2 separate regions of the Homo sapiens genome follow, and region 2 is linked to region 1. The links are chromatin loops, found by intact Hi-C in ENCODE. Cell type or tissue: Caco-2. All regions are shown on one strand. Each heading gives the region's core, and the rest is flanking DNA. Links, peaks and the distances in the headings are about the cores only. Region 1 has its middle 160 kb from the start of CDH13. Region 2 holds the start of LOC101928392 (a long non-coding RNA gene).

The links. Peaks named below come from ENCODE experiments on the same cell type or tissue, not always from the same donor. Only the 100,000 strongest peaks of a DNase experiment are listed, where the experiment ranks them.
Region 2: a loop joins it to region 1, with 6 times the contacts of the local background. A loop is called at or near these places in 3 of 110 quality-filtered maps.

Annotation. Positions count from the first base shown.
Region 1 is chr16:82,463,039-82,479,249 of GRCh38, reverse strand. No RefSeq gene overlaps it. Among named protein-coding and RNA genes, the nearest start is that of CDH13, 160 kb to the left of the region's middle. In Caco-2, for the core only: no CTCF peak of the experiment used is centred there; a DNase peak (open chromatin) is centred at 8,219.
Region 2 is chr16:82,570,707-82,586,917 of GRCh38, reverse strand. It overlaps LOC101928392 (a long non-coding RNA gene), which reads left to right and starts at 11,469. Exons shown (of 3, transcript NR_188569.1): 1 at 11,469-11,769; 2 at 11,887-12,128. In Caco-2, for the core only: a CTCF peak has its summit at 6,449 (motif pointing right); a DNase peak (open chromatin) is centred at 6,442.

The DNA.
Region 1 (16,211 bases), core at 3,869-11,868:
CTGGGCAGATGTTTGGGAAAAAACCCAAACATAGGATTATCTTCCTTTTGCTTCAGCCTCCATCCTCACCTACCTCCGCTCACACACACTAGACTTGTACAAAATATTGGGGTGGTCTGAGATGAAACACCAGAGTGGGAAGGGAGGGAGACTTTTGTATTAAGTGCCCCCTGAAAATGCACTGTGGGGTTTTCTTCCCTGTATTGGAAACATTTTATGCCCAGCTTTTCCTCATTTTCCATATTGACCTCATCTGGTTAGCTGTTTCTTCTTCCAGCTTTGTGTCATTCTCTTTGCCAGCTGCACAAAACAGACTTTTTCCAAAGTTTAATGAATGAGTTCACCTGGATCAGCTGTTGTGTGTTTTATTTAATGTCTCATTAAATCTTTTGGTAATGAAATTCCCAATGTATTGTTTTGAAAATCAGAGGAAGCCTAGTAAGTCTCAAAAGTTCCTTTATGCAAAAGATATTCCCAGCAAATATGCTTAACAAATGCCCATTAGTTAGATGCTCCATTCCAGATTCTGCTTGCATTTGTCATTTTATTTTTATCATATCGTCTGGCATGCAAAGTGGGTAGTACTACAGTATTTGTATTACTTTAAGTACTAAATGTGCAGTAAGTGTCCATACTGTGGAGTTGTTGCTCTTACAGATCACATATGAAATGGCTAAAAGTTAGTAGTTGGGAATTATGATAGAATGACCCTGAGAGTATAAACCATGTAAATTATAACACGTGAGCTGTCAAACAGTGTGAGATGTGTGTTTACTCCTACCAGCTGTGCAGAGCAATGGATTTATTTACATTGGTATGTAGTCTACTCACATTTTATTATCTAACAATTTTCTACAAAAATAGCAATTAGTGTTTAAACACTGCCAGGCTATTTTCTAGTGGGTTTGTATTTTTTTTTTTTTTTTTTGAGATTGTATTTTGTTTTTATGATTGGTTGCAGTTCTCTTTTTTTACTTCTATTTTAAGTATGAATGTACATAAAGTAGATCTGTACATGAAGCTGGAGTATTTAAAACCTTGCCTTTCTGGGAAAAGGAAGTACGAACTAAGTTTGTACATGACAACTGGCACGTATAAGAGGAGAAATTTGAAGAAAGATGCTTAAAGAGTGATATGGCTAGGTTTTGTGTCTGCACCTGAATCTCACCTAGAATTGTAATTCCCATAATCCCCACATGCAAAGGAAAGACTGGGTGGGAGGTGATTGGGTCATGAGGGTGGTTACCCCCATGCTGTTCTCACAGTAGTTTAATTGACTTAAGATAGTGAGTGAGTTCTCATGAGATCTGATGATTTTATAAGGGGCTCTTCCCCCTTTGCTCGGCGCTTCACCCTCCTGCCACCTTGTGAAAAAGGTGCTTGCTTCCCCATTGCCTTCTGCCATGATTGTAAGTTTCCTGAGGCCTCTCTAGCCATGCTGAACTGTGAGTCAATTAAACCTCTTTCCTTTTTAAATTACCCAGCCTTGGGCAATTCTTTATAGCCGTATAAAAACAGACTCATACAGAGAGGAATTCAGAGGACAATTGTCACGTTATGAGATTTTTTTTCCCCTATTGGGTGCATAATTTTAAATAAGAAAATTATTTCTCTCTAAACTAAGAGTAGGCAAAATACTAATAAGTTTAGCTTTGTGTTGTATGCTCCTTTAATCAGGGAAGATAATGAAATATAAAAGAAAAAACTCTCATGAAGTGTTTTATAAATAAATTTCTTACAAGGTAACTTTTTCTCTAGCTATGATCTTACCACTTCAAATGGATGTGATTTGAATACATTTTGTATGGTGAAGAAACAATGAAAATGATTTTTTAAAAAGCCTCAAGTCAAGCCGTCCAGATTTGATGGGGAACTCCATGGTCATCAGGGACTCAGCTTCCTTGTATCTTGATGCTCCATCAACCTACAGCTTCACTTCATGGTTTAATTAAAGTGGCTACATTGTCTGAGGTATATACCCTGGGGTTCGTTGCCTCACACCGGAAAAACTTAGGACACAGACACACATGAGGAGTTTAGGAGTGGAGGTTTAATAGGCAGAAGAGAAGAGAAAGAGAAACAGTTCTCTCTATGGAGAGAGAGGAGTCTCCAAGCAGAAAGGACTGGTGGGTGGCGGATGCGCCAGATTTTACAGTCAGGTTTGAGGAGGCAATGTCTGATTTACATAGGGTTCACAGGTTGGTTCGATCAGGTATGACATTTACATAGCACTTGAGGAAGGCTGGCTGCCCCACCCTAAACTTATTATGCAAATGAACTCTCCCGTTGACCAGTGCCATCTTGTCTGTTCCTTACTGTACACGTGGATGAGAAAGAGAAGGGAAGATGGTGCTGCCATTTTGAACATGACTGGCACAATTGCTGGCATCTATGTCTGCAGCTCTATTCTACAGGCTGCTCTTTGCTAGAAATGAAAATGAGTTGGGGCTGCTTTTCCTTAAAAGGAAAACCTTACTGAGGATTCTCATACCCCCACTATCTGCCTAAGTAATTTCTTCTTAACTCCTATATCATAATGATGGGTGCTCAAGTTTTAGCCATCATGTCGACAGCCCAAGCAGTGAAAAAGACAAAAGGGCCTTCTTCCACTGGAGTCATTTCCCGTCAGGTGGACTTGCCATGTGCTCCAGGCTGTAATTTACATCCTGAACTTCCTCACCTGGTCCCATTTAGCTGCAAAAGACGCTAAGAAATGTGGTCTCTCAGAAAGCTGAGCATGTTGCTGCTCTGAGAAAATTCATGGCTCAGTTATTAGAGTAGGAGGAAGGGTAAATGTAGGCCCATAGTTCGAATTTTCTGTTAGAAGGGCAGAAAAATGAGACAGAACCTCCCTGTCCTCATGCGGCTCACAGGGGAGATGCAAGTTAATGGAAGAACCACATCCACACAAATAAAATCAACACTAGGGTAAGTGGGATGAGAGCCTGTTGTAAAGAGATTTGGGAACTGACCAGAGATATAACTGCAGAGGAGGAGAAGGAGGGAGGAGGGAGAAGGAAGCACTTCCCAAGAGCAGAGAAAAGTAGGACTCAGACCAGACTAGTGGGTAAGTACCTGACCCTCATGCCCTGCAGGTGAAAGGTACTGATGCTCCTTGTAGCTCCATCTAGGAGTCATGGGGAACATTTACCAGAGTGGGGACAGGGATTCCTCATAGCTGGTTTCCACTTTGGAAACATTCTGGCTGTTGATGGGATGTGGAGAGGGGGCTTTCAGGTAGGGATAATTGCAGAATGTCATGCAAGAGGGTGGTTGTTCAGATTAGGGTAGTGAAGACAAAAATGAAGGAAAGTGGGTGGCTTCCAAAAACAGCCAGCCTGCCTTAAAACACTCAGGGCACATAGCAAGCACTTTCTCTTGAGAAAATCACACTGTGGGGTGCTTTCTTCAGACTAGGGAAACAATCATTTTCTGATTTCTAGTTCCACCTACCTACTCCTAGGTGGCCAGGTGCATTTCTGAGGAAATCAGGTGGCGTTTAGAGACATGGGCTCCCTGGAGTCCACAGCATCATTTAATAATGAATCTGAGGGTGGCGTTGGGAAGGAAACCAGCCTGGGTCTACCTGAGGCTTGTGGTTATTCTTTTTCAGGCCCCCAGCTGAGTTTTCTGATGTGAAAGGGAAGCTGAGGCTGCTGAGGATGCAGAGGCTGGCAGGGGTCTATGACTAAGGTGTCAGCAGCCGATGGGAGGTAAGGGGGTGGTGGGGACCAAAACAAAGGTATGCACACTGTTTTACCTGCAGCAGTCACCTGACCCAAAACAGGCCCTTGATATATTTAATATTTACTAAAATTATGGGTTAATGTGCTGGATGTTCTATCAGTGAACTGGAGAAGTGTTAGGGAAGAAAGAAAGGGAGATAAGAAGCCCCTTCCTGGCAGAGGGAAATGCTGGTCCCTAAGCCCTAATGCCTGGAGTTCCAGGATAGTGGCTGCATTATCAGCTACCACTAAGTTTGTTTTCTCCTGATTAATAAACAGTGATACCTGCCAGCGTTCTAAGTTGCAAGCAACAGAAAACAGATTTTGCTATGTTAAGCAGAGACATCATTTAAAGGAGGAATTGGGGTTCACAAGATGGATGAGAAGATGGAGAACCCAACTTAGAAAATGGTCAAGAACGAAGAGAGTCTCAGAGGACCAAGAGGCAGCATCTTCTGACACACAGGCCCGACCAAGATGTCACTACTTTGCTACCAGGTTCTGCTGCAGCTGGCATCAATGAATCCTCACTGTCGCTTTTTGCAGGCCCCATTCAATCCTGAATGACCAAGCCTAGGGCACTCTGCTTCCAGAGAATCTCCCTACTGTAGCTTCTATATTAGAAGGCAGGGTACCAAGTGCCACCAATACTCAAAACCTGGAGGAGGAATTGGGTACTGGATGGCCAGGAAAGTAGAAGCACACACGACGCATGACATCATCATGCCCTTGCAGGCACTGTGGCGCACGAGGGTGCGATCATGTTAGTATTCACTCATTTAAAATAAGGGTATTGTCTTGTGTTTTTTGCCTTCACAATCTTCTTGCCCCACACCCATCACATATGCAAACTGCACATCCCAAGTAAAGAGTAGTTGAATGAATAAAATTACTTTCATCTGTCATCATTCAAATGTGTTTATGGAAAAATTTTAAAAAGTTTAGATTGCTTTGTGACTCCATTATCTTCCCATTCCCTTCTCCCATTCACCTTCCAGATTTTGTTTCTCCAGGTTTATCCCAGTCCTAAGCCCTTTCCCTGAGGATCCCGTCAGCCTCCACTCAGGGGCTGGAGTGAAGTTCACAGTACTAAAGGACTCTCTGCCTCGGGCTCTTCCCTCTGCTTTCTTCCCAATTCCAGGATGCAATTCTGCCACCCAGTAATTTATCCTCTTTGTGTATGATGCCTGAATAACATGCCTTTTGAATGGTTCTGATTAAAGGATGAAGGAATTGCATTCTATAATTTGCAAATTCATAATATTCTCAAAGAAATAAACCTTGTGAAGTTAAAGTCCCATTAAAATATATACCCTGAAAGACCTACAAGTTACAAGGCCGATTTTGACAGACAGCTTCTACTGCCTTTGGCATTTCAGTAATTACCCTGGAACTGCCACTGACCTGCCTGCATGCTTGGTAAAGTGACAGTCTGTTCAGTTTCTTCCCCTATTAAAATGTAGTGGTGCAGGTGGGAAGGAAGAAAGGGAGGGAAGGAAGGAGAGTGAGGAAGAAAAAAGGAAAGTTAGGTGCCATACAGAAAATACCTCCTAAAGATGTTCACATATGAATCCTAAGAACCTGTGAATATATGATGTTATATGGCAGAGGAGAATTAAGGCTGCAAATGGAATTAAGGTTGCTAATCAGCAGATCTTAAACTAAGAGATTATCTTGGGTTGTCTGGGTGAACCTAATGTAATCACAAGGGTCCTTAAAAGTGGAAGAGAAAGAGCATCAGAGGAGATGTGACTACAAAAGCAGGATCTATGAGACATAATGCTGCTGGCTTTCAAGATGGAGGAAGGGGCCACAAGCCAAGGAATCTCAGTAGCTTCTTGAAGGGGAAGAAGGAAAGGAAACAGACTCTCTCCTAGAGCCTCCAGAAGGAACAAAGCCCTGCCAACATCTTGATTTTAGTCCAGTGAGACTCATTTTGGATTTCTGACCTAGATACCTGTAAGGTAATACATTTAGGCTGTTTTAAGCCACCAACAGCCTGTGGTAATGTTACTGCAGCTACAGGAAACAATACACAAGCAATAGAGAAGAAGGAAGGCAGCATTTCTTGGCAACATCTGTGGGCCAGGCACTGAGCTAGAAGAACTCATGTGAGAGCTTTACTGGGCTTTTGTGGAGCATTAGGGACATTTGAAGCATACTCTCTCCTAAATAACTGAGCTCACTTGGACTTCAAGGAAGGAATGGTCATCTTTACGCAGAAATGTGAAGCCAAAAGTTAGGGTGGGTATTCAGATGGTAAAAGGAGATCAGGGATAGAAAGCAAAAAATCCTACTTCTGAGGCAGGAGCCCAGATAGAGTGTCACTGGGAACAGCAAATATGGAAAACCACATCCTTCATCTAATCCACACAGGACTTGAGCATTTACTACTATGAGCTGGGCACTGGGCAAGATGTAGAGAGATGGGGTGCCAGACAAAGGAGGCCTGGGCGCTGTCCACATGAAAATTCAAATTTCAAGGGATGCTCAAATTCCAATCATGTCCCAATGAGACACCACTCCACGGCCACTAAGATGGCTGTGATTAAGACAGACAATGAGAAGTATTAGCAAGGATGTGGAAAAAATGGACCCCTCACATTGCTGATGGGATTGTCAAACGGTTCAGCCACTTTAGAAAATACTGTGGCAGCTCCTCAAAAAGTTAAACATAGAGTTACCCTATGGCCCAGCAACTGCACTATTAGGTCTGTACCCAAGAGAAATGAAAACACAGCCACACAAAAATATATACACAAATGTTCATAGCAGCACCGTTTATAATAGTTGAAAAGTAACAACAACCTAATTGTCCATCAACAAATGAATAGATAAATAAAATCTGGTATATCCTGCGTGTTGTCACTTATACATGGGAACTATGATGAGAACGCATAGGTACAAAGAAGGGACCAACAGGCACTGAGACCTACTTGAGGGTGGGAAAAGGGAGAGGATCAGAAAAAATAACTGTTGGGTACTGGGCTTAGTACCTGAATGACAAAATAATCTTTACAACAAACCCCACTGACACGAGTTTACCTATATAACAAACTTGTACGTGTACCCCTGACCCTAAAATAATGGATTTTTTTTTAAAAAAAAACAATCTGATGTATTTAGAAAATGGAATATTATTCAGCTGCAAAAAAGAATAAAGTACTGGTACATGCTACGACATGGATGAACCAGAAAAGCATTACACTAAGTGAAAGAAGCCAGTCGCAAAAGGCCACATATTATATGATCCTATTTATATGACATATCCAGAAAAGGCAAATCTATCGAGACAGAAAGCAGATTAGTTATTCCCCAGGGCTGGGGGAAAAGGATGAGGGTATTATGGGGTGGTAGTTAACGGTAAGAGATTTCTCTTGAGGGTTATGAAAAGATTCTAAATTGGTCGTAGGGATTGTTACACAATTCCGAGTACACACTAAACAAACTATTGAGTTATGCTCTTTAAATGCTTAAATTGTATGGTATGTGATTATTTTTCATACCTCCAAAGAAACATAGAACATAGGGTAAATATAGGCCAAACAAGTTACAAAACGAAAACCTAAGCAGGGCCAGCATAAAACACCAGAGCTGGAATCAAGGTCAAGCAGAGGCAAGCGGAGGCTGATGTTGGATGCCAGGAAGGTTTGCCTGGGTGACTCTTGCTACCAGGAATTGCTGACTTAAAGATTGTCATTAAGGCTGATAGCCGAACCCCAGAGAGCAGACCTTCTTCACCTTAACTCAAGCCATGTGACAAAGCTGAGGTCAATGGCTCAGAGACCTTCAGCTGCATGGTCCGCTTTGCAACCCCAGGCTTCTGTTAGTGCTGAGACCACAGCAGGTCAGTTCCTGCATGGCGAGAAATGGCTCTTAAGTGGGACTGTCCAGATGTACTTTGTTGCATGGCTGCCTTCAACCTCATCTAGAATAAGCTTCTCAATCTTTCAGTTATTCAGAAATAAGAGCTATGGAGGCTTTGTTGAAACGGGGTTAGGCTCACAGAGCTAGCAGAAAAAGGCAGTCTAGTGGCCCCTTTTCTGGCTACTTTGGAATTTCCAATGCTTGAGAACCACACAAAAAGGGGAAATCCAGGAGGCGGGGGAGAGGAGAAGGAGAAACAGAAGGAGAGAAGCAGGGGTAGGGGAAGTGAGGGAGAAGAGGGAAAGGAGAAGGAGAAACAGAAGGGGAAGGGGAGGAGGAGGGGCACTTGTCCCCTTGTCTTTGTGTTTGCACCACATCTGAGGGGTTGTTTTATCACCAAGGCTGCACGGAACTGCAAGGCCCTGGAAGACAGGCCATGCCCACACGCTCACTGCTCAGAGGTTAAGAGGCTGTCCAAGGTCACCTTAGGCTGCTGAGAATAATGGGTGAGCAGCTCTTTCCCAAGTGCTCTCTCCCGCCGCTTCGACAACTGCATGGGAATGATCTTAAAGCAATCACAGCTCCTGTTTGTCTCCTGACAGTCAGTGCCCTTTTGGACTTCACACCCATGAGTGGCAGTGTCATGCTACATTACTTCCAAATGTCATCAGCCACTCCGCCTGCCTCTAATTGTGTATGCACGTGTGTGTGTGTGTGTGTGTGTGCACGCACATGCATACAAGCACATGTAGTGTCATTGTGTCACTGACATCACAGAGGGGGCCTTCAACGCAGCAGACCACACACAGTGCTCTTTGGGAGTTTAACCAGCTTATACGGAAGCAAATATTTGAAGTTTACCAAACATAAACCAAGTAAAACCTAAGTCAATCAAAAGTGACTAAACACCACTTTAGTCCAAATACATGTTTCTAAAAGGTCACAGCTGGTGTAATTATCCATGCTAGACTTAACATGCATTCAGCTGTGTGCTTAAGACTGCCAAGAACTGGAATACATTTAGAATCCTTAAATAAGAGTCACCTTGTTTCAGAAAATGCTCGGTTAAATCAGGCTTGGTTCGGGGGCGGGGGTATTGGGGGAAGCCTATTAGAGTTTAATGACACTTTGAGAAAATGTATAGGGAAATTTCTTTGGAAAAGAAATAGAAATACATGTCAGAGCCAATTTCTCATAATATGTGGGTTGAAGCCCTTTTCCTTCAAAGAAAATAAGTCCTGACAAATATAACAACAAAAGAACACCGTGACAAAATGAGCAGCCCAGAAGTCGGGCAAACGGAGGAAAAAACAAATAACTAAATGCAGGCTCTACCTCAGCCCTCAGAAGCATGAGAACTGAGACCTGGGACTGAGGGGCAATTAGCAAGCAGTTTTTCCCAGTCCCCAGTGCTTTGGCACTTCAATAGGCAGAGCTCCAACCCAAAGTGCCCATCTCAGTAGCATGCGCCATGCGCAGTGACAGTTGCAAAACCATGTGACATCTGGGGATGCTGTGCAGGAGTCTTGGGAAGTACCACAGACCATGATGAGCCAAAAGAGAGCAAGGGGCTCCTCACTCTCCTGCCCCGCCTGTGCCTGGGCAGCTCCTCTCCTATCTTTCGGACTTCCACCTGTGATTCTGCTTCTACCCAGTGTGAACCCAGAAAATCTGAGACAGGCCTCAGTTAATTTAGAAAGTTTATTTTGCCAAGGTTAAGGACGCGCCTGTGACACAGCCTCAAGAAGTCCTGAGGACATGCCCAAGGTGGTCGGGCACAGCTTGGTTTTATACATTTTAGGGAGACATGAGACATCAATCAATATATGTAAGAAGTACATTAGTTCAGTCCAGAAAGGCAGAGACAACTCAAAGCAAGGCCCCCCGCTGAGGCCTTCCAGGTCACAGGTAGGTGAGAGACAAATGGTTGCACTGAGTTTCTGATAAGTCTTTCCAAAGGAAGCAGTCAGAATATGCATCTATCTCTGTGAGCAGAGGGATGACTTTGAATAGGATGGGAGTCTGATTTGCCCTGAGCAGTTCCCAACTTGAAAGGACCCAGGATATTTTCCTTTCACACCAATGTTGCGAAAACCCTCAGCTTTTTATAAAGTCTGAGGCTCATGCCTGCCTTCATGCTTAGATAAGTGTTTATACTCTGGCTCTTTCTGGAGAAGTGGAGGCCAGGATAAAAGAACCAGGGCTGGGCTTAAGAGGACAGCAGCCTACTCATTAGACTGCAGAACATGGAGCTTAGAAAAGTCTGAGAAACAGCAAGGGAGAGAGAACTAGAAGGAAGCTGGAGTGCAAGTACCCTGAGGGTAGGGATTTTTGTTTCTGATTCACTCACTGCTACATTGTCAGGGCCTAAGAGAGCACCTGACATATAGTAGATGCTCAATAAATGTTTGTTAGTAAATGAATAAGTGAGGTATCCAGAGATCAAGGGAGATGCCAGTGTTGAGGCCAAGGTCAGTAGCCTGAGAGTTAAGTGGAGCCAGCCAGTGAGGAGGAATAAATCAGAGCTTGGAGAGACCGCCTGAAGCCCTGGAACAGAGACTGGCAGAGCGGGGCTGCCACATTCTGTAGGACACTCAGCTTTGTCTCTGGGTGTGAATGAAACCATCTTTGCAAAAATTATAACTGAGGAAATTATGACAGTGAAAGAGATTAGACCTAATCGACTCCATCTTGCTTCTAACCTTTAAGCTGTCCTTGTTCATTCCTGGGTGTAGGCCAAACTAACTTTGGGGGACAATTCAGTTCATGGTTTGACTCTGAAACAAAATTGATAACAGCCCTTTCCTGAAAAGAACCCCTTCTTGCCTGGGGACCAGTGTGCCTTTGCAGGACTAACAAATTAGCTACAAGATTAGAAATTTCAGTTTAGGGGTCATTCAGCCTCTGGCTCCAAGAGTCTGAACCTCCCCAAATTGCTCCTGGGGATAACATCACTCTTGTAAAATCTGAGATCAGTGCTTGAGATATTTTGCAGACCCTGCACTGGATGGATCAGCTGACACCAGCCAGACCCGTAGTAGTATGGCTCAACTGTTCTGCCATCCCAGGCAGGAACAGTAGACAGCAAGAAAAACTCACTTCGATCCCCTATGATGCCATCTCCAACCTGACCAATCAGCACTCCCCACTTCCCAAGACCCTACCCACCAAATGATCGTTAAAAATTCTGATCCCCAAATGCTCAGGGAGTCTAATTTGAGTAATAATGAAACCTGATCTCATGCACAGCCGGCTGTACATGAGTTACCCTTTCTCCACTGCAATCCCCTTGTCTTGATAAATTGGCTCTGTCTAGGAAGCGGGTAAAGAGAACCCACTGGGCGGTTACAAGGAGGGAGCTGTTGAAGGCATCAATCTTCCCACTGAAGTCCTTTTTGCCTTTCTCCATAGCCAAAATGGCCAAGCTCATACAGAAAATGGTAACTTCTAGTATTAAAGAACCCAAAGATGATCCCCAAAACCTTCCCCTCAAAATTCAACCGACTTCGGGAGAATTGGCACCTGTATAAGTGAAAGTGGGGTCATGGGTAGGATACAGATAAAACTTTGTCTGAATCTGAATGTTTTTACCTTTTATAAAGAAGAAAAGAATGAACTAAAATCTGGAGGCAGTGTGCTTTGGTAGTGAGGAGCACAGATTCCCCAAAGCCAGACTTCTTGGGCTCACATCTGGGCTCCTGCTTGCTAGCTGCCAGGCCTTGGGCAAGTGACTTTAAGTATCTCTGAGCCTGTAAAATGGGGATAATAAGAGCACCTCTCTCATGCAGTTATGTGAGAGGTAAATAAATTATACCACATAAATCACTTACATAAACAATAGCTATTATTATGGAAATATGACAAACTGCTAACATTTGTTAAATATGAGGGTTGGGGCCCAGCACAGTGACTCACTACAGTATTCCCAGCATTTTGGGAGGATCAGGCAGGTGAATTGCTTGAGCCCAAGAGTTGGAGACCAGCCTGGGCAACATAGTGGCCCCCCATCTCTACAAAAATAAAAAATAAAAAAAATTAGCCAGGCATGGTGGCACACACCTATAGTCCCAGCTACTTGGGAGGCTGAGGTGGGAGGATCACTTGAGCCTGGTAAGTAGAGGCTGCAATGAGCTGAGATCACGCCACTGCACTCCAGCCTGGGTGACAGAGCTAGACACCTGTTTTTTTTGTTTTGTTTTGTTTTTAAAAAAGAGGGATGGCCAGCAGTGTTTAGTTTATAATTTTTTATGTTTGAAATAACTGAAGTTAAAGAGAAAACATTTTCCCCCACAAAAGGCATATTCTTCTGGTTATGTCCCCAACTCACAAGGAAATTTGTAAGATCTCCAAAGAAACAGAGGACAGGGTAAGTACAGGCCAGTGATTCTCAGAGTATGGTCCTGGGTTCAGCAGCATCAACATCACCTGGGAACTTGTTAGGAAATTGAATTCTCAGGCCCCACCCCAAGGAGCTCCTGGGCTGAGGCTCCGCAGTCTTGTGTTTTAACAAACACTCCAGGGAACTCTAATACACTAATAGAGGCCAGCATCCAAATGAAGAACCATGTGGCTTGAGGTCTCAAAGTAATTCTATATCCCTGAATGCCTCTGATATTGGTACTGCCATGGCTGGGGCATCTTTATTGGCATTGCTGGAGAATCCACTCTCCCTAATAATCCTATAATGCCACACATGACCTACTACCTTCATAGGAGTAGCTGGGATAATTAGTTTAGCAGAACGTCCAGAAACTACAATCTCACTCTTCCCGACTGATATGGTTTGGCTCTATGTCCCCACCCAAATCTCATCTTGATTGTAGCTCCCATAATTCCCATGTGTCATGGTCGGGGCCAAGTGAGAGGTACTTGAATCGTGGGGTGAGTCTTTCCTGTGCTGTCATCTTGATAGTGAATAAGTCTCATGAGATCTGATGGTTTCATAAAGGGGAGATCCCCTGCACACACTATCTTGCCTGCTGCCATGTAAGCTGTGACTTTGCTCCTCCTTTGCCTTCCCCCATGATTGTGAGGCCTCCCCAGCCATGCAGAACTGTGAGTCAATTAAACCTCTCCTTTTTATATATTACTTAGTCTTGGATATGTCTTTCTTTTCTTTTCTTTCTTTCTTTCTTTTTTTTTTTTTTTTTTTTTTTTGACCGTCTCACTCTGCTGCCAGGCTGGAGTGCAGTGGTGCAGTCTCCACTCACTGCAACCTCCGCCTCCCGGATTCAAGCGATTCTGCTGCCTCAGTCTCCCGGGCAGCTGGGATTACAGGCATGTGCCACCACACTCAGCTAATTTTTGTATTTTTAGTAGAGACGGGGTCTCTACTACCACGTTGGCCAGGATGGTCTCAATCTCTTGACCTCGTGATCCACCTGCCTCAGCCTCCCAAAGTGCTGGGATTACAGGTGTCAGCCACTGCACCTGGCCTGGGTATGTCTTTATTAGCAGTGTGAGAACGGACTAATACACTGACTCTAGCTGATGGGGTAGACTGGGCTTGACTAAGGTGGCAGGGATGGCTCTTGTGAATTTCTCTCAGTAGGACAGTATTTGACCATAACTCCAGAATGCCTCATTGCTCAAACACAGTGATCTTAATCTCTCAGATTCTCTCAGTGCCTCCACTCTCCAACCAAGGCATGCTACACAGATGTCTATAATAACCCTTGAGACTGAAAAGTAGCCCAGGGTGGAAACATCTGTCTTATCCTTGCCCAGACCCCAGCATTCTTAGGCAGGGAAATTCCAGTGGTGATTGTTAAAAAATATGAGAGAACTATCAAAATGCTATAAAAGCATCTTTGTAGATAATAACATAGATAAAAATAAATAGTATGGAATGTGTTCTACAATGGTATATACCTTGTAAATTCATCATCAGTCTAGACGTTAAAAACAAAGACAAACTGTGAGCATATTCTCCAGGGAAAAGCTGCATAGGGTTAGATGTAGAAGAAAATGATGGTTTGAGATGATTTAGTCATTTTATCAGTGAATACAGGAGTGATAATAAATATTTGCTGAGTGAATCAATAAAATGGGTCACTTACAGTACACACCCGTGTCTCGTCACGCACACACGTTAACAACGTTCTGTCAATCTGTCTACGCCTGGGCATTAGGTCATGTCCTTTCCTATGAAGATGGGCATTTTTAGATATCCACAAGCTGCTACTAAAATTTTCCAAAGAAGAGTACAAAAAAGTATGCAAAGATAGAAGAGCCAACCTCCAGAAAAGTAGAGAGGGAGGAGTATAAAAAAAAAGTGGTGCTCATTGAGTAATGATGAAACTTGACTTCCTTCTAATAAAATTAATGATAATGAACTCCTGAGCTAGAGAGCTGACTGCTTGTGTGCAATGAAAGGACTTAAGGGGTGGGAATCTCAAATGTCAGTGAAGTTAACTACAAAGAAGGACCTTAAGTGGATCAATCAGGGTTGAACTACTAGATAGAAGGATTAAGTGGCTAATAAAAGGGATGTTCTACTGACCTCTAATACAGGAGGGAGGAGATAATGAGATAAGTAAAGCTGGTGAGGATAATAAGACTGTAATTATGGCCAAGTTCAAACTACTGGGCGAGTGTACATTAGAAAACCATCCAGATAACAAGGAGAGAGAGGAAATCTTGGCCCCCAGAAGTTAATGCTGCCTCCAGTGCTTGAGATGCTCTCAGCTGCATGTCCATCTGACCAAGATGAAAATAAAACCATCACAATGGATGTTTCAAATCCATTAAATTGGTGGTGTGGCTCAATGTGCAGAAAAGAGAAGGCCAAAAGATGTAAAGCCTCATTACCGGGAGAAACCCGTCATGCTCAGAAATCACGCCATAGTCATTATTTTAAACCATGACTGCCACGGCCACCGCCCGTGGGCTTTTATTGAGTTTCTGCTATGTTTAGAGTGGTGATGTAGGCACTGTACATTCTGGGATGTTTGAGAAACACAACACATACCCTCTCACTCACTCCCTCACTCACACAGGGTGAGTTCCCCAGGCTGGAATAAAAAAGCTGGCAAATGTATAGGTTTATTCTTTCTCAATGTGAGAATTTAGAGTCTGTTGATAAAGCCGCAAAAACAAACGCACTAAAGGAAGAGCATTTGGTTGGGGACGAGCGCACAGTCTCCCTCTGCATCTGGAGCGCTGGGTTTTCTGCAGAATGTTTCATATAATTGTTTGCTTAATCTCCCGGGTGAAGTAAACGTATGGCAGTTTTACTACACTATTGATTCAAATGATTACTGTAATGACAGAGCGATCCAGGGAGTTGTCACTGGGCTTTGCGAGACGTTGTGATGGCTGTCATGTGCATTATTAAGGAGCACTCTGAAAAGAAAACTGTTCCCTGCATGTCCTGAGCCGGAATCACTGACAGCCCTGCTGGGCCTGGTGCTCGGGGCCCTGGACTTGGGCCTGGGCTGTCATAAACTGGAAGGGAAGTATTCGGTGGGTCTGCAACCATGAGGTCAGTGTGTTTAGTGGACTGACCCTAGTAAACTCAGCTTCCTGTTTCAGGATCTGCGGTCCTAAAGACATGATTGGACATTCGCAGATGGGCAGGAACAGTTTATAGGACAGGGTCCTTGCAGGAAACAGACACACTCCATTAGATCCTGAAAGGAATTGAAGGAAGGGCCTGTTTACAGGTGAGGGCAGGGTTAAAGGAACTAACAAGGGATAATGAGGCACCCAGGGAGCAGCCTCACAGGAACCAGAGGAAGCCATTTTGTCTCTAGGACAGAAAGGGCATGGGGAGCAAACCATGCTGTAAGAGCCTGCTGGCACTGGCACACAAGGGCACATGCAAAGAAGTGCACCACTCTCCCCTCCTGCCTGGCCCCTGCCAGTGCCTCTCCAAGGGCCGAATCCCAGTGGAGGCCAGAGGAGTCCAAGGGCTCAGCTTCCTGGGACATGGAGGGCACAGTAGACGAGGGCAAAAAATAGATCTGGGCACGCAGAGAACCAGCCCCCACACAACTCGAGGGCTCAGCATGCAAAAGAAGAGGTGAGGGAAGGCCTGAATGGCTGGTACACAATACAAAGCTACGAGGTGCAGTCGCAGCATCATATGGACGTCCTACCGATGTCCTGATACCAGCATGAGAGACAATGAAGAAGACTCTTCCCATTGCGGAAGGGAGAAATGGCCACAAGCTTGGGATTTACAGTCATGCAGATCTGGGATCAAGTCCTGGCTCAGCCTCATACTGGCTGTCTCCCCTTGGGTGAGCTACTAACCTCCCCAAGGCTCAGTTTGCGCTCCTGGAAAAGTGGCATCATATAGGATTATATGAAATTGGATAATGTTTGTAAAGAACTCAGCCCATTTCTTGGTTTATAGGAAATGCTCCAAGATGGCAGTTATTTATAAAAATTAAGAAATCAGAATTCCACTGAAGCTGTTTAAGCAGGAAGGGAAGTGTATCATAAGGGTGAGGGATATCTGGTAGAACTCAGAGGCAGGGCATGCACCATCTGCAGAAAGAAGTCATGGGCAGGACCTGGGTGTCCATTCTCTGTTGCATGGTTCTGCTTCTTTTTTTTTTTTTTTTTTTTTTTTTTTTGAGATGGAGTCTCGCTCTGTTGCCCAGGCTGGACTCG
Region 2 (16,211 bases), core at 3,211-11,210, 110 kb before region 1:
TCAATTAATTATTTTATTTCTTAAAAAGGGCAAGAGGCAGCAATAAATCTTTCCAGAGGCTGTATGAGTCAGGGTTCTCTAGAGGGACAGAACTAACAGGATAAATGTATACATAAAGGGGAGTTTATTAAGGTGTATTGCCTCACACGATCTCAAGGTGAGGTCCTACAATAGGCCGTCTGCAAACTGAGGAACAAAGAAGCCAGTCTGAGTCCCAAAGCTAAAGAACTTGGAGTCCAACGTTTGAGGGTAGCAAGCATCCAGCACAGGAGAAAGATGTAGGTCAGAAGACTAAGCCAACCTAGTCTTTACACGTTCTTCTGCCTGCTTTTATTCTGGCCTCACGGGCGGCTGATTAGATGGTGCCCACCCAGACTGAGAGTGGGTCTGCCTTTCCCAGTCCACTGACTCAAATGTTAATCTCCTTTGCCAATACCCTTACAGACACACCCAGGAACAAGACTTTGCATCCTTCAATCCAATCAAGTTGACACTCAAAATTAAACATCACAGAAGCTGTGTACAAGGATAGTTAGGTTTTATCTAAATAATAGATACTTTATATTTAATAATGATTTATTATTAAAGTAATTATTAAATTAACATATTAAATTATTATTATATGTTATATATTAAATTATTGTATATATTATATATAATAAATTAAATTATTATTATATAAGTTAAATTATTAAATTATTATTAAATTAACCCAAACTATATATCTATATAAGCAAATACATATATGCATATATATGGAATTTTATATATATAGTAAGAATTTATTGACAACCATCTAATTTCAATTTACAGATTACATGGAGCAACTCATGATTCTTTTTCAGAACGTTTTTTTTTTCTTTTTTTCTTTTTCTTTTCTGCTTCCAAATAAACCCAAGTTGCATTTAACAAAAGAGCAATTTCCTACTACCCCTCCATCCTGGCTTTCCAAGGCACGCCCCTGGATGCCGGTTGAAGTGAATCAGCTCTGTACCCTGGGAGGTCCCAGCAGCCAGACCCCCTTCATGCAATTGGTGTAGGTGGAGAAAGCTCTAGTCATGACTGTGGAATTGAAAGAGAAGGCCACATGACGTGGTAGAATCAGCAAGGATGTGGGAGTCAGATCAACGTAATTTAGGATTCGCACTCTGCCAACTTGTAATTAAATGACCTGGCAGAATAATTCAATCTCACCTATACATTGAGGGATAAAAATAAATACTTCAGAGGGTTAGCATGAAGATTCAAGGACATATAGCAAACATCCAGCTAGACCTGGGCCTGGCAAGAAGTCGGACTGCAAACGTTGTCCCTTGCTATCCACCACCTTTGGAGGATGGGGAAGTCTGTCTTGGTCTTTCATGAGTGAGAAGCTCTGTGCTTTGGGTTAATAAAAGGTGGCATAGAGTAGTAGGGATGGTTTACTTACTAACTTTGTGCCCTTGTGTGTCTTGACCAGGATCGGATATAAATTCTATTATTGGAAGTTTCCAGGACCCTGGTAGACACACACCACCTTCCTCACATCTCTCAAGGCTTTTGTGTGATTTAAAGTACCCCACAACCCACATGAGCTTCATTCTTTATTTAGTCTAATTAACGTATGCTTTCCTTCCTCTTATTTTTGGGGCAAGGCCAATTGCATGAAATCAGTTTCTAGAATTCCTTAAAGAAAAATACCTTCCATTCCAATTGGCATTTAATTAGTTTAAAATTATGATCCTTATTAGTAAGGTATCATTGTCGTTCTTCTTGTTTTCTTTCCCACTCCTCACTGATATCTTCAGCCGCTGGTCAGACCTTCCTTAGTATTCGCAGTTTCTGGATGCTAGGGACACTGCTCAAAATTTCCTTGGGTGAATCAGAAGCTAAAATTAGGGCAGCCACTCTTCCCTTACAAAACGCAGGCTCTGTCCCACCCTCTCATCTCTGTAGTTTGCTCATTTGCTGCCAGTCCCTGCCAGCACCTCCCTTTGCCATCTGAAGCTTCCTACGCACCCAACAGACCACGATGAAGAGTCGTGAAGTGGAAGTAAATATTCAAGTGTCAGGCGGACTTTGCTACGCTCATACCAGAAAAAATTAGAGGCAGAAAGGGCGGGTGAGTATTGGCTAGGCTTGCTGTGAGCATTAAATTACATAATGTACGTAAAGTGCCCAAGATAGCACCTGGCACGTATTGCTGGTGATGGCAATAACTTGTCTCCTCTTTCTCCTCCTCCCCACTTCTACTCCTCCCCTTCTTTTCCTCCCTACTTCTTCTTCTTCTCCATCTCCTCCACTTTCTCCTCCTCATTATTATTATTTTTACATTAATAGCAGCCATCCTTACTTACGAGGCTCTTATTAAGCTAAGTGTTCACCTACAACATTGCATTTAATCCTCAAAATCACTTGGCAAGGCATACATTATTGAGCATCTCCAATTATGGCAAAGGCAATAATTAATAGTTAAGACATTGAACTGCTGAGTCCAAACACCCAAATTTGAATCATCACTTAGCATTTATTCAATGTTGGGCTCTGAGCAAACAGTTTCTTCTCCAGAAGCTTCACCGGTAAAACAGTAAAATAAATACAGTAGTTCCCAACTTGGGCTGCCAAGAGGCTCACAGGGCAGGGGCCTAGCGTCTGGCAAATAGTAGGGTTCTCCTTGTCATGACCTTTTCTCCTTATCCCCTTCTACCACTCCTAAGTCTGTAGACCAGCACTGCCTAATGGAATAATAAACATCTTGCAATTATGTGTGTTGCACATACAACTTAAATTTTCTAATGGTCACATGAAAAGAAAATAAAAACAAACAGAGGAGATCAACTTTAAAAATGAATTTTATCTAACCCAATATATCCAAAATATTATTATTTCAACATGTCAAGACGTAATCCATGCAGGAAATTATTAATGAAATATGTTACATTCATTTTTTTCATCCTAAGTGTTTGTAATCAAGTGGGGACTTTACATTTGCAGCACATCTCAGGACACACCAGCCACACTGGCCTCATTTCAGCAGCTCCATCACCACATGTGGATAGCGGCTGGTTTAAAATTATGATCCTTATTAGTAAGGCCCTATTGTCATTCTTTTTGTTTTCTTTCCCACTCCTCACTGATATCTTCAACTAGTCATACCTTCCTTAATATTCATGGCTTCTGAATGCTGAAGACACTGCACAAAATTTCCCCGGGTGAAACTGTCAGAAGCTGGACAGTGCTGGACAGGACAGTAAGAGATGAAGAGGATGGAGACAGGTCATTATGTAATTAAGTGAACCCTCCCAGGCTACATGACTCACACGTGGTTCTTTCAGGAGTCAGATCATGTCTGTCTCGTTCCACAGGCTGCCACAGTTTCTTGATAGTCACACAATCCATTAGACAGTGGATCAAGGGCCTAGTTTTATTCCTTCTAGATCTCCAAGTGGAATGATAATTATATTCAAAGGGGGGTGGGAGAGCCACCCCTTTGAATCTGGCAGGCTGCACCCCATCTCTCCAGCCGGCTGCTGTCACGCTGATGTGCACAGGCCTTTCTGTTTGGAAGCCACCTATCTCTCTCGCCCTCTAAAGAAACAGAAGGTTAGAGATGCAGCTGACCCCCACCTCCCTCACCGTTCTCTGCCAGAGCTCACCTCTTCCCAGAGGCTGGTATGTCCTTTCCACTTAAGACCAGACTCATGTCAGCCTTGGCAAGTCTGAGAGATCCTCAGCACACTTCAGGGTGTGCAATGACTGATCGGTGCTGGTCTCCAGGGACAGCGCGCCACTTGCTTACTCACCACAGTGAAGGACACATAAGCCTCGGGATTTCTCTTCAAATCACTTTGAATTGCTTGGCTCAAGTTCATGCATCTCTATCCCACCACACATGCTCCCTGATCCTTGAACACTCTGAAAAGCTTGTTGGTCTGGGATGATCTTCAGAACAGGAGCCCTGAGGGGTCTGTCTTCACCCTCCTATCCTATTCACTCAGAGGAGGTCGCTGGGAGCCTTGGATTGTTCTGAAAGGTGACAGTTTCCTACGGTCTATACCAACAATTCTCAAGATCTGGTTAGAGATCAAATTTTTGTCCATCCTCAGCAAATGGACAACATTTCTAGTTCTGACATAGAGCTAAATTTATTCAGCATGCAGGCTGATCTTTTTCTGGTGTTCCAGTCACACACTCTTGATATGCTATTATCATTGCAACCAATGTCAGTTAGGTAGGTACCCGGATGGCACAGCCTGTGTCCCTTAAGTGAAAAAAATCTAATTATCTTCTTTCACATAGAACTGAGGATCCTGGCATCCCGGAAGCATGTATCTCAAACACCTGAGCTAACCACTCATGTTAAAAAGAAATGAAAAATCCACAACACTGCATGTAATTTTAGATTCTTCTATGAAATAGTGGAGAGAGTAGATGGTGGTGTGGTGTTTGTCTTTGAATGTCCTTAATTGGCATAAGTTGACAATTCTATTTAAGTTCTCCAGAGTTATATATGTGTAAGTGCCCACACACAATATTGTATTTAATCCTTAAAACTGATCTGCAATGTAGACATATATAGAGCTAAAAAATCTCCATGTCTGGGAAATACTGATTGGATACTTGCATAATGACATGAGATGTGGAAATTCTTGAAGACTAACAAGTAATGTACAGGTGAACAACTTTTTGAGGGGCAGCAGTAGAGGAGAGTGACTCAGCTCTGCTCTCCGGACTCATTGCTTATTTCCTTTTCTGAAATGGGTGAACTAGCTCCTTTCTACCAGGACAGCATCACATATAGCAGCTAACATTGTTTCTGCCAGGCATCGTGTAAAGGACCTGTGTGCATTACCTGTGCAAAGTGCCTGTGTGCGTTACCAACTTTTATTATTATTATTATTATTATTATTGAGACAGAGTCTCACTCTGTTGCCCAGGTTGGAGTGCAGTGGCATGATCTTGGTTCAAACTGCACCCTCCACCTCCCGGGTTCAAGCGATTCTCCCATCTTAGCCTCCCAAGTAGCTGCGATGACTGGGACTATAGGCATGCACCACTATACCTGGCTAATGTCTGTATTTTTTTAGCAGAGATGGGGTTTCACTACGTTGGCTAGGCTGGTCTCGAACTCCTGACCTCAAGTGATCCACCTGACTCAGCCTCCCAAAGTGCTGGAATTACAGGCATGAGCCACTGTCCCTGGCCACAGCTTGAATTCTTATAATAACTCTGTTGGATAGACAGAGTATTCCTGCTATGGCAATAAGAATATCAAGAGGAAGCAAGGGAAGGCAACTGATTCAAACCTGGGATTCAAATCCAGTTTGTCTGATTCCAGAGCTCATGTTCATACCTACTGTGTTATAATATATCGTGTAGCTATGTGGAAGTAAACATAACATTATGGGAATGAAAAGTATGTACAGTATCATGGATTTGGCATTTCTTTTTAACTTGGATGGTTAGCTCAGGTGTTTGGTATATATGACTTTGGGATGCCAAGATCTCCAGTTCTGATGTGGTAAAAATTAATTCGACTTTTGACTAAGGAGACTCATATTATACCATCCTAGGCACCTACCTAACTGACAGTGGTCACAATGGAAGCAAAGAGAGTGTGACTGGCTCGGGGCAAATCCATCCCAACCACTTGCCAGGATGCACAAAGCACACAGTCCATTGCAGAAGACAAAGAATTATCTCACCATCTCCCTGAGTCTAGCCTGAACTCTGCAGGCATGGTGTACAAGGATTTTCTGGGTACTTATCATTTCATCACCAACTTCTCCATGTTGCAGTCTTGCTAGAGGAGTTATTATAATGACACTAAAAGTATGAGGTCTAAATGAGATGGTTTGAAGTGGAGCCTCAATCTGTCAGAAGTCTTTACTCCTGCTTTCACTACTGTTTCTCCACACCCCTCTCTTCAAACTGGAATAGTAACCACCACAGAAATAGTCAGCAGATTTATAGTACCATGCTATGGAAGTTACGAATGCACTTGGCTGCAAAAAGGGGACTCAAGTGAACTCAACTAATCAACACGGCGAGCCACATGGCACATTTCTCCAATTTAGTTCATCACTCAGCCAGCTCCAGGCAGGACTTGAGTCCTTCATTGTAACCTAAGAAAATAGACTTGGCTCCCGTTATCCTGGAAGCAATCTCAGCCTGCTGCTGATCAAAAGCAGAACAACCACACATTCTCATCTGCACAACCTTTATGAGTATCTATCTATGGTTTGGTTCAGATCCAGGCACAAACTTGAATTAAAGGTTGAGATCGATGACTCAGAGCTTAGCTAGAAATGCAGGCGAGAAAATGGAGCTGTGAACTGGAAGGAGAATATGTCTGAGGGTGACAGGCAGAGATGGAAGCACCAAAAGCTCAGACCTACATCCCAGCTCATCTGCCCCAGGAGATCCCATTAAGCTGCGGTGCTCTGGGCAGCAGAGGGCACTATTAATACACTCTGAAGTAATTGGCACACTTAAGGAAGAAAGACGGGTTTAGAATAGGCTTGTGTGTGGCGTTTGGGTGGGGAAGGTCATAGGATTATCGTTTTCACCTTCAGTCTCTCTTGTTCTCAAATTCAAATATTAACAAGCATCTTAAAAAAGGCTACAGGGTAAAACTGACTCTTGAGTGGAACTTCAAGTTTTTAGGATCTAAAGAACACACACACACAAATCCACGTTAAATAGATCACTGCAGTCCAACTTCATGGGGCTAAATGCCTTGCATGCATTATCTTATTTATCTACAACTCTGTCTGAGTAGGGACTGTTTATTATCTCCATTTTATAACTGAGAAAACTGATACCCAAAGAGGTCAAGTGCCTTGCCCCTAGTTACCAACTCATAAGTGGCAGAACTGGAATCTAAGCCAACTTCAGATGCCAAAGTCCATGCTTGCAAACTCTGTGCTATACCTCCCCAAAGATATCTTTTCCGTAACGTGAGAAGAAAACATCACCTCCTTAACCACTAGCAGGAATGGAAGGTGAAGTGAATTCAGTGTTGTTACATCTGTGCTTCAGAAGTTAGGAAAGGCAAGGATACTTAAACCCTGCTGTAATCTGTCTTCCTCCACTAGCCAGCTCCTCAACTTGTTTTGACAAAAGTTGTGGGTTAGGAAGTAGATGGCTATGTCAGAGGTTAAACAGCCTCCAGATTATGAAAATCTGACTGTGGCCCGAGAGTTTTAACCTTAACACCAACCTAAAGGTGTGGAACCAATCAGGGTTTTGAGGTTGCTAGTCACAGAAGCCAAGTCAGGCCATGCTTAGAAAATCAAGGGGGTTTAGTTGGAGGAAACTGGTAACTCACTGAGCTAAAGGGGACTTGAGAGAAGTACAGAAACCAGGACCACACCGTCACCATAATGGCCAATCCCTTTGGACACAGCCTTTGTCCTGTGACCGGCCTAGCTTGGACCCTGTGCCCACTCCTGTAGTGGGTGGGAGTAAAGGGTGGACAGTGTGTGCATTCTGCTGTCTACAAGAGCTTCATAAAATGGTAGAAATTTCCTGAAATAAATATAGGGGCTTTTTTCCAGAAAAGAAAAGGAAGAAGGCTAAATGTTAGACAAGCGAAATCAATTAAGGTCCAAGGCAGATACCTTCAAGTGGCCCAATTACTCTGGAAGGCATAAAGTTAGGAGTTGTTCATCATTTGATCCATCTCTATCTTGAAAATCTAGCACAGAACATGGCACATAGTAAATGCTCAATAAATGATGAAAATACACATTAATCAACCAACAAACCAACAAACTCAATGACAAGCAAGTGGCACCAATGAAAGAAACAGACTTCCTAGGTGATCGACTTTCTAGAGATATCACCAATGTGAACTTACAATCCTCCCACCTCTAAAATAGTCTATTTTGGAGCTCCTACTACACCTAATTTCTGGACCTTCCTGAAGCACTGCTCGGGCTAATATCGCTAATCACGTTCCCATGAAGTATTTAGATGAAGATACAGAGACCACTCATCTTGGTACTCTCATTGTTCACAGTGCATTGCAATTCTCTAGTTCAGTTCCCTTCCTAGGGATGACAAATACATGGTGTGTGTGCCCCCATCCTCCCCACTCTCCATATCCAGGACAGACCTTGTTAATGGATCATGACATTCATCCTACTGAGCCCAAACAGCCAGGAACAATCCATCAGGCTGGGCACACAAGGTAAAACCAACTTATTATGCCTGACTCAAGACATCTGGAATCACTACTTCAGCACACAGCCAAATGATGACCCAGCTCATGCCTGACCACCTTCGTAGATGGGAAATATGATCTCATGGAGACAGCATATTCCATTTTAAGAACTCTGTTAGAGTTTTTTCCTTTACGGACACTTCTGGGTGAACATAGAGACAACACACCTGGGCCTGCTGTGACTGCCTCTTCCCAAATTTTTATGAAATAATCCTGAAGATACAAACAACAGACTGCAGCTGGCCCTTGCAGAAAAAAAAAATGACAAAAATCCTGGGGAAATTTTTACTAACTGCACTGATGAAAGGCATGGATGGAAAGGCACAATTTTTGAAATACACACCATATGTACTACCCTTTCATTCATAACAGCATAAATGCCCTCCAACACACACAAAGGTAGGCAACACACCAGCCCCTCAGTCTGTTAAATTTTACTTCATGCCCTTATTCCTGCACTTCTCAGGAAAGAAATGGAAGCCAACCTCCAGGAACACCCTTCTGAGATACCCAGAACTAGGGTCAGGGCGGTCCCTTTCTCCTTCCCCATCAATTGCTCTTCCTTATCTCCATTCATTTTAAGAAAATAACACTGGCATGTGCTGTGATGATAATTAGGTTTCATTTTAAGATACTTCACTACCTGAGGAAAGGTCCTTTTGGTAGCAATGTGGTTTCTCATGCCCACATTGTACAATGAAAAACTGCAAAGAGTCTGAGAAACCAAGTTGAAGGAAGAAGCTTCCTCCTCACTGCAGGAGGGCTGTAGTAGAGCTACCTGCCTGCTGAGCATGAAAAGTGTGTTTGTGTATGGACACATCACTAAGATCTCATTGGAGACGAAGAAGTCAACACCTGTAGGGTGTTCTTCCCAGTCCCTTGAGAAGACATCCCTTACCCTCTAAGGAAAGACCAGTACGATCACACCAATACAATACCCAGAGCAAAGGGGTCACTAACAAAATAACGTGTTGAGCAAATGAATAAGAGAATGACCAAATGAATGAATGACAAAATGAACACACTTAAAAGGATAACGGGCATAGGGACAAAGAAAAACACACCTTTCAAAATTGTATTCTTTAAGAAATGAGCAGAGCATGGGTTTTGCAGAGCCAGGTCAGGGAGCTGCAGTGAAGGACAGGTGGAAAGGATGAGAAAGATACAATGCTGAGTTCACTACTGAAGCTCAATGGGAATCCAGATATTCAATAGCATAATTAAGGTTCTCCTTGGAGGCAGGGAAGAACAGAGCGGAAAATGTGAAAATTCAATTAGTATGTGTCTGTGAGAATGGAGGAGCTCCTAGAGGGACGAAGAAGCTGGGCCTGTTCCTGGGGGTGCCCTACCTCCCATCACTCAGATGTCTACGTGCAAATGTCACTTCCTTGGAGATGCCTTCCCTGACTATGTGAAATAGAGCCTCTCTTTTGCTCCCTGTTTACTTAATACGCTGTGCTTTGCTTCACATTTATTTGCACATATTTGTTGTCTGTCTCCCTGACTGGAAGTTCCACAGGGGCAAGGTCCTTATCTGCCCATGGGTGAATTAGCACCTAGAATGCTGGGGATGTAGGAGGCACTTAATGAGTATTTGTTACATGGATGCATGAATAAAGAAGGAAAGAAAAATTTGTTATAACCAAATATGGTTTACTCTTTCAGAGCAAGGGTGGATTAACCATAGGAAATCAACGATACAATGCATCATGTCAGTAGATATACTTGTAATTATCTTGTAGTCTTGTAAACTTGTGAAAGGGCAAATAGGACCATACTACTTTCTTATACAAATCCCATCAATGCTTACCATTGCTTCTAGAATAAAGATCCAAATCATAGCATAGCCTACATGGCCCCCTGTGGTCTGGCCCCTGCCTCCCCTGAACCTTATGTTCCAAGATGTGTTCTCCTTCAACAGGAGCCTTTCCCTCTACACTCAATGCGTCTCATTCTCTCTCACCTCATGTTTACAAGTGTGGTCCTTGTGACTTGGAAACTCCTCCTCTTCTGCCAAGTCACCTCTATTCTACCTGGGTCTGAGCTGAATATTCAGTTTCAAAGGAAAGTTCCCCTGGTCTCCCTGAATAGAAAAAAAAGTTCTCCTAGTAAAGGTTCTTTGAACACCATGGACCTTTCTGTCCTGGCACATATCACATTTTTAATTTTATATTTATTTGGGTGGTTATTTGATCAATATATCTCTCCTGCAGTCTGTGGGCTCTCAGAGAGTAATGGCCAATCTTTTGATGTTTGGTACTATAGACTATCTTGGACCATAGGAGATGTTAAATATTTTCTGAAAGAAGAAAAACTGCTCCAGCTTTCTTGGCTTCTCCTAAAATAACAAGACTTAAAGCCTCATCCATGTATGGTTTGCTAAGGCAAAGAGGTGAGGACATTCATATTTCATGATACAGCCGTATTACAGGATTGAACAACAGTGACATTACTATCTTCCAATATGGTGCCATTAGACTACATTGTCTCCAATTTTATTCTTATGTACTTACATTCCTGGACTCCAGGGTAAAATGTTATGCTTATACTTACCAAACTTCCTCTTCTTAAACTAAGCACAATATTTTATCCTTTTTATAATCTTTGTGAATCTGGTTTTGCCGAATTACATGTTTCCTATCATTCTTAGATTTATGTCACCCACAATTAGTTTCTTCTAAATTATTGATGAGCGTTGTAGAATTACAGTGATGATTATGAGGATATCTATCATTTCCTGAGTTGTTACTAAAAAGCACTGGATCCACGCAGTTCATTCACACATTGGATCCTGTCACCTTTGTAACAACACTGTGAGGTGGACATTCCATCTCAGTCTCTAGAGATGGTAAATCTGTGGATCTGCTCATCAGTTAACTTCTCCAAGATCTCATAGCTCATAAGTGGAAGGAAAAGGATTTAAATTCAGATGTTTATGCCCCCTTAGCCTCTTTACATTCCTCTAGTGATTTTCAAATTTTTCTCACCCATGAAGTCCATTGTTTCAGCTAAATCTTACATAAAAGCATGCAAACCAGTTAAAATCAGAATGGATCTCTTCCTAACACAGCTTCAGAATCACTAAAGCACATCAGGCTGATTTTCACCAAAGAAAACCTTAAGCCAGAAGCCTGGATAAACTCCTTAAAAGCCTCTGTTAGAGTCATAATATAGTAGTCACTTGCTCTAGAACATTCTAGAATGTTCTGAAATATTTTCGAATGCTTGAGAAAACTCTGTACTTATGGAAATGTCCCATGTTGCACTATCCAATATGATAGTCACTAGGCACATGGGCTGTTGAACAATAGAAATATGGCTAATGTAATTGAGAAACTGAAAATGTAATTTACATGTACATTTAAGATGAAATAGCCAGACATGGCTACTATTATAATGGACAACACATTTTTACAAATTATGAGTTGACTTTATTATACCAGCCTCTATCTCATACTTCCTTATTATCTTCAAAACACAATCGATCAGGAACAAAAACGTAATCTCAAGCTTCTAGAAATTTGGCACACTCACCAAAGAACTGAATACTCCTTTGCAGTCAGGTGGGGGCCATGCAACTACATAGGGCCAAAGAACTCGGAGTGGAAGTGACATGTGGATCTCTCAGGCTGAGGTAATGAAGACTTAGTGTGCCTTAACACCCTTCTCCTCTCTTGCAGACCATGTGTTCCAGACAACATAACTAGAAAGATGTGAGAAGGCACTTCATGTGGGAGATAAGCCTTGTTTTACTTAATCCACTGAGATGTCAGAGTTAATTGTTACAGCAGCAGCCTGTTGTATAGGCTGACTAACACATGGTAACTAACAGAACACTTTGGATTCTTGACAAAATAAGAGCAAGAAAGCAGCAGCAGAAGCAGAAATCAGAGGGGCGAGAAACCAAAAGCAACAGAGCAAGGTGAGCCATAAATAAATTCCACTAACAGTAGCACTGACTTTTTTGCCTTACCCTGGTGGAGGAAAGAGGCATTTTTACAATAAGCATCCTCCAGGTTCATGGTGGCAGGTGGTTAGGAATGGTAATCTCTGTTCTGTTATCACACAGCTTGCTTGTAAAGAAAAGTTGTCCACACTAAGCACCATTTTGCTTCTTTCCTTGGGAAACAGCCTTAATCCAATTATGTTACATGAGTGGAGATTATAAAACCTGCATTAGCAATGATTCTTCTGGCAGCCTGGTGTCCTGGGATCTGTCACTTGGAAATTGTTTAATGGGACATATGTGGACCTTTGGTATTGGGGGCAATGCGGGAAATAGACATTTATGGCCACAGCTTGTCAGACAGGACTCTTTTTTTGCTGGAGGCAATTTCTGATGGTGATGATGATTCTGCTAAGCCCCATCAGTTCTCTCTCTTCCCCAGCCTGAAAAGTCAGTGCCCAGTTTGTCACCGTTAGTTAAGATCCACTGAATTTTTTGCTAAAAATGTGCATTCATTCAATACATATTTACAGAATATCTTTTCTCCTAGATTTGCATGGTATTCAGAGATTTCTCTGTGGGAACTTCTTGGGTCAGAACATAATCCGCATATCCACTGTTATCTCCCAGACCCTCAATAGTGCAGGAAATCATGAATTGTAATTCTCAATGTCATTGAGAGTTGCAAGCCTTGTGAGAGTTGCAGAGCCTTCAGGACAGCATACTACCATGTAGTGTTGGGTGCCAGCTCTAGGCCACGTAGCCCAGCTGTGAATTCTGGCTGTGTGACCTGCCAGTGCTGTGACTGTTGGTAAGTGAGTTATTTTCTCTGTGGCTCAGGGTAGTGAATACTGAAGGTGCTGCCTAAACCTCCTTGAATAATCCCCTTAATCAGTTGGGTGTGTCCATGGTGCACCCACTTCAGCATGCTTTCACCTTATTCTCTTCTGAAGATCACCCATGGACTTCTGGAGCCACTTTGCTCAAACAAACAGAGTCTAGGAGTTTATGACCCCAGCGGCATCTGTGATCAGTGACTCGTGCAGGAATATCAATGTCCAACAGCCTCAACTATGGACAGGATAAAGTCTGCTGTGCAATTTACCTCCAGAGCTCCTGCACAGGTTCAGGCTGAGGCTGGGTCTTCACTCAAAATCTCACCCTGTTGTCCTGCCCTACTCTGTTTCTTTCACTCCCATACCAATTTCCTCGGGAAACACTTTCTCTTTTTTTTAATATAATAATAAAGTTTTCATTTTAGAGTAGTTTTATGTACAGAAAAATTTGCAAAGATACTACAAGATTTCCATATACTCCACATCCAGTTTTCTCTATTATTCACATATTTCATTAATAGGATACATTTGTCACAATAATGGACTCAATATTGATAGATAATTATTAAGTAAAGGCCATACTTTATTCTGATATCCTTAATTTTCACCTAATGTTCATTTTTTGCTACAGGAGTCCATCCAGGATCCCACATGACATTTAGTTATCAAGCCTCCCTAGGCTCCTCTTCGCTATGACATTTTCCCAGGCTTTCTTCATTAGGGATAACCAGTTTTGAGGTATACTGGTCCATTATCCGGTAGGATGCTCCTCAGTTGAGATTTGTCTAATATGTTTCTCATAATTAAACTAAAGGTGTGGAATTGAGAAAAGAAGACCACAGAAATAAAGTGTCATTTTCATTACAATATGTAAAGACTATACACTCTCTAAAGTTACTCTCCTCCCCACTCTCCATACTGTACTCTTCTTAAGGAAGTCACTACTTGTAGCCCACACCTAGGGAGTAGGGAATTATAATCCACGTCCTTGCAAGTGAAGTATCTATGTACATTATTTGGAATTCTTCTGCATGGGAGATTTGTCTCCTATTTATTAATTTGTTCAATCATTTGTTTATATCAACATAAACTCATACATATTTACTATATACTTCAGGCTATACTACAATGTACACCAGTTTTTGCACAAATTGTTCTAGCTGGGGCCATTGAGAACTCTTTCAGCTGGATCCTGTGCCCCTCAACATACCACCATCATTGTGCAGTTTTTACATTTTTATTTCCATCACTTTCTTATTTTCTGGCACAAGAAGCTGTGAAGCTCATTTGTGTAATGCTATCCAAGTCCTAGAATCAGCAATTTCTTCAAGGAGCCCTAGTTACTTTTATTTGAAAATTGTATTAGAAGCCAAGATCTGCGTGTTAGATGGCTACTGGGGTGTCATTACCCCTCAAGTGACAGATCAATATTGACAGGTTATATTGGATTATCAAACCCCACCTGAGAAGCATTCTACCAGATAATGGAGCAGTATACCTCAAAACTGATCATCCAAAACATATTTTTAAAAAATATATATCAGTATGTACGTATGTATATGCATACATATATATGTACATACATGCATACATGTGTACATACTTGCATACATATGTATGCATACATATGTGTACATGTATGTATATACACTAATCTCTGTATACACATATATACACATATCTATATATTAAGCCAAGTATGTTCACCCTAATGTCTCTGACTCTAATTCACTATCTAATAAATCATTCTAGCCATCTTTCCTTGCTTGTCTATAACCTCCAGCACCAACAGTGAGAAATGATGGCTTCTGCTATCTGTCACTGATTTACATTTTCACTATCTATGAATAGAGATTTCAGAGTTGTTAACCCATACTCCTATAGGAAACAATTTTATCAACTAGGGGACAGTGCTTATATACTTAATCTTACAGACTCCACTCGTTTCAAAGTTACTTAGATCAGCAACTTTTTCTCTCTTTTTTCTCTCAGCCCCTTCAGTAAAGTTGGTTTATACATTTGTAAAACAGTTAGATTCTTTTGTTACATTCTACATTTCATCTTGGAATCTTACAACTTCCTAAATATTTCCATTTGCGTGCACCAAAGATCATTCTTTATACTATAAACTTATGAATTTTAATGAATGCATAGCGTCATATATCAACCATTAATGTACCATATAGAATAGATTCACTACTGTAAAAAACCTTTCAAACTTGACTTACACAACCCTTTCTCCTTCCCTCAAACCCCTGGCAATTGTTGATTTCTTTTTCAGTATTCTATTGGTTATTCTAGGTCTTTTGCCTTTCCTAATAAACTTTAGAATTCTTTGTCAATGTCTACAAAATATGTTGCTTGAATTTGATTGAGATTGCATTGAATATACATGTTATGTTGGGAAGAACTGACATTTTAAAAATAGTCTTCCAATCTGTGAACGCACAATATATCTCAATCTATTTAGATCTTCTTTGATTTCTTTTATCAGTGTTTTACAGTTTTCCATGTATACAGCTTGTACTTATTTTACTTACATTTAAACACTTCATTTAAAAAAATTTAATGCTATTGTAAATGAATCTTATATCTCACAACGTTACTATAGTCACTGATTAGTCCCATGACTGATTTTTCTTTTTCGTGGATTCTTTGGGATTTTCAGACAATCAGATCATCTGTGAATAAAGAGCTTTATTTTTCCCTTTCAACATGCATATCTTTTATTTCATTTTCTCGTCTTATTGCAGTAGCTATAACTTTCAGTACAATGCTGAATAAGAGTGGTAAACAACGGCGTTCTTGCCTTATTCTGTTGAAGGACAATGTCCAATTTCTTACCATTAAGTATGATATCAGCTGTAAATAATTTGTATATATGTTTTATTAGTTGAACAAGTTCCCCTCTATTCCTAGTTTGCTTAATTTTTTATTATAAATGGGTGTTGAATTTTGTCAACTGCTTTTTGTGTATCAGTTGATATTATATAATTTTGCTTCTTTAACCGATTGATATAATGGATTACAATGATTGATTTTTGAATGTTGAACCAGCCTTGCATACTTACAATAAATTCTACTTGGTTGTGGTATTTTTTTTATAGATTTTTATATTTTATTTCCTAATATTCTGTTGAGGGTTTTTGTTCATGAGAGATACTGGGTCTGTAGTTTTCTTGTAATGTCTTTATCTTGTTTTGGTATTAAGGTAGTGCTATTC